2 separate regions of the Mus musculus genome follow, and region 1 is linked to region 2. The links are chromatin loops, found by intact Hi-C in ENCODE. Cell type or tissue: left cerebral cortex. All regions are shown on one strand. Links, peaks and the distances in the headings refer to the core of each region. The heading gives the core; the rest is flanking DNA. Region 1 holds the start of Wsb1 (WD repeat and SOCS box-containing 1). Region 2 overlaps Nf1 (neurofibromin 1).

Region 1 (2,912 bases), core at 328-2,827, 150 kb after region 2:
CGTAGCTAAAAGGGATTAAGCACGTGAAACGTCTACTTTGCCCTTTCCGGTTCGGTCACGTGCATTATATAATCCCGGGCTTGCCCTTGGCAATGAGCCTTCGACTTCGAAAATGCCCGCAGGTCGCGCTTTGAGGGCTCACGCCCGTCCGTGAATCCAGACCATCACGTCCCCTGCGTCGAGGGGCGGGGCCTGATGGTCTGACGTCACCCACTACACCCCGCCTCCCAGATATTATCAGTGCCGCCCGCCATCTTGTCTCAGTGTCTGGTTTGGCGGCGGAAGCATTGGCGGGCTGTGTGAGTCTGTGAGTGGAAGGCGCGCCGGCTCTTTTGTCTGAGTGTGACCCGGTGGCTTTGTTCCAGGCATTCCGGTGATTTCCTCCGGGCAGTCCGCAGAAGCCGCAGCGGCCGCCCGCGCTCTCTCTGCAGTCTCCACACCCGGGAGAGCCTGAGCCCGCGTCACGCCCCTCAGCCCCCGCTGAGTCCCTTCTCTGTTGTCGCGTCCGAATCGAGTTCCCGGAATCAGACGGTGCCCCATAGATGGCCAGCTTTCCCCCGAGGGTTAACGAGAAAGAGATCGGTGAGGCTCGGGATGGAGGGGGAGCGCGGGGTCTACCGGCAGAGCGTGAAGGGGCTGGCTCCGGGGCCCGGGGGGAAAACGGGGGTGGGGGATGGGAGAACGGGGAAGTCCGATGCCAAGGCCCACGAGCGCGGGGGACCGGATGCCCGGGCTCCGGAGAAATGGAGAGGAGCAAGGACTGACGCTGCGTGGCGGGAGGAAGCGGTCCCGCGATGGGCGTCGGCCGGGAGTGAATGGACCCAGAGCGGGCCTCCCGAGTTTGCTCAGCGCCGGGCAAACCCTAGTGACACCATCACAGCTGGGGTGCGGATCGGACGTCCTGGGATTCTCCCGGCTGTGTCTTGGATATCGAATGGACCTGGAGAGTTACTAGCATAGGCTAAGTGGTCTATCCTAGGCTCTCTTTGGTGGGAAGAAGTTGTGAACTTTTGTGTTTTTTGAGGCGCAGCAGGAACAGCAGCATCTGTATGTCCGGTACTCTATTGAGAAAGGGACCTGGAGAGGTGTCAGCGGCGTAGAAAAAAAAGTTTTAGTGTTTTTTAAAGGATGGCGTTATGAAAGTGAAGGGTTCTAAGGAGGGAATATGTTGCCCACCTACACGGGGGGGTGGGGGTGGAAGGAGCCGTGAGAATAGGTGGAATGGCTGAAGGAGGGCTATTGTACAGAGGATGTAGCCGTGGCTAGACCTGTCACGCGTCTGGCTGAAGCCTGGACAATGGGGAGTGGAAGGGCGTGGGCCAGACCTGCCCGTTGGCCCCTTTAAAGCACTTAGCATTATTTAAATTCTCTCAAAGGAGTCACCTTTGAGCCCATTGGATGACATTCGTTGAACAAAATTATCGTCAGTAGACACTGACTTTACAGTTTTGTCAATTGGATTTTCATGTCCATGCTAAAGGTAGGGGCAGGACTCCATGAGTGTGTGAAGAGTTCCAGGTCAGGCTATAACTGAGCTACTACCCTCTTTAACAAGGCACTGTCACACTTCCTTTCTGGTCGTGAAATCGGAGGATGGAATGTGAGGAAGAACTTGAATCTGGTTAGCCTTGTTCAGTGATGACTCATGATGTAAGTGCTATGCAGATAGGTTGGGTTTTAGGGCTGGTTCCCACCCACTGCCCCATTACTTTTTTTTTTCCCCAAAGCACTTTAGAGAAAAACCTTGAGGTTGATAATATTTTACTAGTCAGTACTTGAGTATTTAAAGCAGCTAATTAAAGTATAAAAATCGTTTGTGTCTGTTAGCTAACAAGGAAACGTGAAGGCACTTAGAAAAATGCTGACTATGTAACAATTAGAATGTCTTACATTTGAAGATGAGTTAGTGAATTGTTTCTTGGGGTTTGGTGTTTGAACCAGCCACATCTCTATCTCATTAACACTTTATAAAGAAAAGTAGCCAAATGAGTGTACCCAAGACTAGTTTTTAAAAGTAACCTTAAAGTACAGATATAAATCTCTGGGAAATAAAGTATTCTTCTTAGATCAACTTGGGAGCATTCTCTTTTAAAGCGAATGTTTCCATTGCCTTCTTTTAAAAAGTAGAATTTTAAAACTTGTTTTCCTTATTTGTGAATGAAGTCCTTCCTAAAATTCATTTTGACCAATAGATGAAAGTTAAGCAGGAATCCCAGTTTGGGGGGCTGAGTATGAGAAGAACCCCAGTGAAAGGACCGTGTAAGAGTATATGTAGGCTTGGAGAAATGCAGGAAGCCTGCAGCAATGTGCTCCTTCTGAGGTTTCGCATTGAAAATGCATTCTGCTGGCATTGAGGCTCACCTACTCATGAGTCTTATATCAGACTCATGTGACTGCCAGTAACAGGAATGTGAGCTTATTCTATGTTGCTCCCTTTTGAAGAAGTGGGGGTTCTCTATCACTTTGGTTAAACCACACCAGGAAGTAGTCTCCAGTTCTGGGTATCACCTTTTTAAGGGTTACTACTAATGGGAATGTATTCCAGGAAAATGTAAAAATTAAGGTAGGAAAAGATAGAAAATTGACTCAAAACTTTATAATCTGAAGACTGATGGAAAGAACTAGAACTATTGTATCCTAGAGAAGACTCCTATATAGGTGTCATATGAGGTCATGAGGTCAAGATTGTTCTCAGATCAGATTCCGCTCAATAGGTGGGTGGGGTAGAAGGAAGATTTTGAATTCTTTTGTTTTTTGTTTTATTTTTTCTTTGTTCTCCTTAAGGCAGAATTTCTCTGTGTAACCCGGGAACTCTGTAGAGCAGGCTGGCCTCAAACTCAAGAGATTCTTGTCTGCCTCTGCCAACTGAGTGATGGGATTAGGATTAAAGGCGTGTGCCACTACCATTCAGC
Region 2 (2,912 bases), core at 303-2,802:
TACCATGTTCCCTACCTCCTGAAGCAGCTAACTTGACAGAATGGTGTGAATAGCCTTTGGAAGACATAGTTACAATGGATATCGGTGACAGAACCCTGGAAGACTGGGGCAGGGTTCTCCAGAAAGCAGTATGTGCTTCAGCATCTAATATATGGTTCAGTTTCTCCCTAGCCAGGATTCAGGAATCCAGGGATCAAGGGATAGAAATGGAAATGGTTCCACTCACTATCACCCCTACAGTCCTACAGGAAAAACTTTTACTTTCTGATACCACAACCTTAAGTCTGCTGGCCTACTAGCTTGTGTTCCAGAAGGGGGGAGAACTTTTCTGCCCAAGGCATAACATACATTCCATTGAACTGGAAGCTTAAACTTCTTCCTGAAAACTTTGGGCTCCTGGTGCCCTTTAGAGTCAACAGACATCATCATCATCATCACAACAACAACAGTGTTAGGAGGGGTGGCCCCTCTAGACTTCCAGCGGCTAACTGGATTGCTCTGAAGGCCATGTCTTGAGTACAGCAGATCCTTTAGGGCATCTCTTGATGCTACTTCTTCTGTATTCCAACATATCCTGAACACCAGTAGCTTTCTAAGACTTCTCTAGGACTCCAGCATAATATTAGGACCGCTGGGACATCCAGTCTGGTTCTTGGCCCTTCTGTCAGGAGACAGCCATTGCTGGACTATCTGGGCCACACCTATAGGTTACTCTAATAAATCCCCTTTTGGGTGTGTATAAAGTCTATTTTTTTCTTTCTTAACAAAAATTGTATTTACTCATATTTCTATTCATTACTTTATTATTTTTGTTCTTTTGACAATTTCATACATATATGTAGCCTATTTCTGACTCCTGTCAAACTTCTCCCTCTTATTTCACTATTACCTCTATGACTCCCTAGAATCCTATTCACACATTACATTTTTGTACTCAGTGATGCACTGAGTTTAATTAGGGTCACCTGTGTGACCAGGGGTCTGCTACTATTCATCAGAGAACGATAGGCTGATCAGGTGGTACACAAAAGATAACATTGTTTGCTCTCCCCCAACCCAAATCCATTAGTAGTTCATAGTTCAGCAAGGAAGGGGAGGACCAAATGGACCCTTCTCAGATATATGAAGACTGTAGATGGGACCAGTCTTGTATAGGTCCATTGCTGCTGCTGCTGCTGCTGCTGCTGTGAGATCATGATTTTCATTGGCTGTGTCACGGCCACATGACAGTACTTTGCAGCTCTTCTCATTAGCTTCCAGCTCTTCTACTCTTCCCACTCCTCATTCTACACTGCTCCCTGAGCCTCAGAGAGGTAGCCTGAATGTTTTGTTTTTTTTTTTTTTTTTTTTGAGGGCTGAGCACTTGCCCACTACTTACTCTCAGTATCTTCAGCAGCCATGTGACTCTAAATTTTCCTTATTCATTATACTTTTCAAAGTAGTGTTTAACTCACGAACATAAACCTAAGTATTTTAAAGGCAGCTTGGCGCTTTATCAATTTAACTAAACAACAACAGTAAGTTCCCTTCCAGGGTCAAAGACCTCAGGCATAGGAAGTTAACTAGGTTCACAGTTCCAGGCATGGACTCCCTCTTGGGGAACAGGCTTCAAAACCAAGCACAGAGCATCTGGTTGTTTCCGTATGGTTGTGCCACTACTGCAATGAGTACATCTTGCCTACAAGTTGGTATTATGGGTGGCAGAGATCTCTGCGGTGCGATCCTCATTAATGCCTTTCTCCTCCAGTCTCCCACATACAACTTCTGCACTGTGAAAACTAGCCAGCAGGGGGAGCTCCCACCTCAGTTCTGCTGTGAAACAAGACATGTTGCCTCAGCACTGGGGAAATTGGACTTTTGCTCCCCATCTGAATTCCTTTTGTTGCTCTCTCTTGACTTACTGCCCTAGGTAAGATTTGGCATACTAAACTAAGTTCTAAAAGAGAACTGGAAACTTTTAGGTTGTTTGTTTTTGTTTTGCTGTTGTTTTTGATGCAGTGTTTCAATATATGGTTTTAGCTGGCCTGGAACTAGATCAAACTAGGCTTAAACCAAAGAGATCCACCTGCTTCTGCCTTCTGAGTACTGGCATTAAAAGTCTGCACCACACAAAGTCTGAACCTTAATCTCATTCTAGATTTTGGAGGAACTTCTCCTATTTTCCCCTCAATTAGTATAATGTTGGCTATGGGTTTTATTCATATGCATCCTTTTTTATGTTTTGGTGCATTCATTTATGCCCGCTGAGCTTTTATTATAAAGGAATGCTGAACTTCTGAAGCAAGGGCCTTTTCTGATCACCTGTGATTACCGGGTAATTTCTGCTCGTAAACCTACATGCTGGTTTACTCTATGGTTTATTCTATGTTGTGTTAAACCAACACTGCATCCCTGGAAGGAAACCACAGTGTTCTGGAGTTTTGCTTCTGGAGTTCTGTTGAGAATTCAAGTTTTCTTTTTGTTGCGTATTTATCACTGTACTGCTGGCTTCACAGAATGGTAGTACTCCTTCCTTTGCTATTTTTCTGTAAAGGAAATTTTTGTTTGACTTCGGCAGTGGATTCCATCTGCTCTTGCATTCTTTGTTGGGAGATCTTTTATTACTACTTGAATTGCCTTATAGCTGCTTCAATGTCTTTGATTGCTATGCATCTATTGAGGCTGTTAATACCATACTGACTCAGTTTTGATAGACCTAAGAATTTACCCATTTTTTTTCTAGGTTTACCAACTATTTAGAATATACCCTCCTTCTCTGCACTTCACTAGGACCTGTAGTTAACTCAGCTTGTTCATCTCTAATTTGATGGAGTCTTGACAAGCCAGGACTTGCCAATCCTGCTGAACTTTCCAGGAGCCGACTCTCTGTTTCCCTCTACACAGTTCTTTCATCCTTCAGTTCACTGATTTCT

The links. Peaks named below come from ENCODE experiments on the same cell type or tissue, not always from the same donor. Only the 100,000 strongest peaks of a DNase experiment are listed, where the experiment ranks them.
Region 1: a loop joins it to region 2, with 3.0 times the contacts of the local background. A loop is called at or near these places in 2 of 42 quality-filtered maps.

The regions. Positions count from the first base shown.
Region 1 is chr11:79,252,023-79,254,934 of GRCm38, reverse strand. It overlaps Wsb1 (WD repeat and SOCS box-containing 1), which reads left to right and starts at 240. Exons shown (of 9, transcript NM_019653.3): 1 at 240-582. The coding sequence starts at 543. In left cerebral cortex, for the core only: no CTCF peak of the experiment used is centred there; DNase peaks (open chromatin) are centred at 873 and 1,579; H3K4me3 peaks cover 1,560 bases; H3K27ac peaks cover 646 bases.
Region 2 is chr11:79,397,420-79,400,331 of GRCm38, reverse strand. The region is part of intron 5 of Nf1 (neurofibromin 1); the gene reads right to left. Among named protein-coding and RNA genes, the nearest start is that of Nf1, 59 kb to the right of the region's middle. In left cerebral cortex, for the core only: a CTCF peak has its summit at 1,784 (motif pointing right); a DNase peak (open chromatin) is centred at 1,790.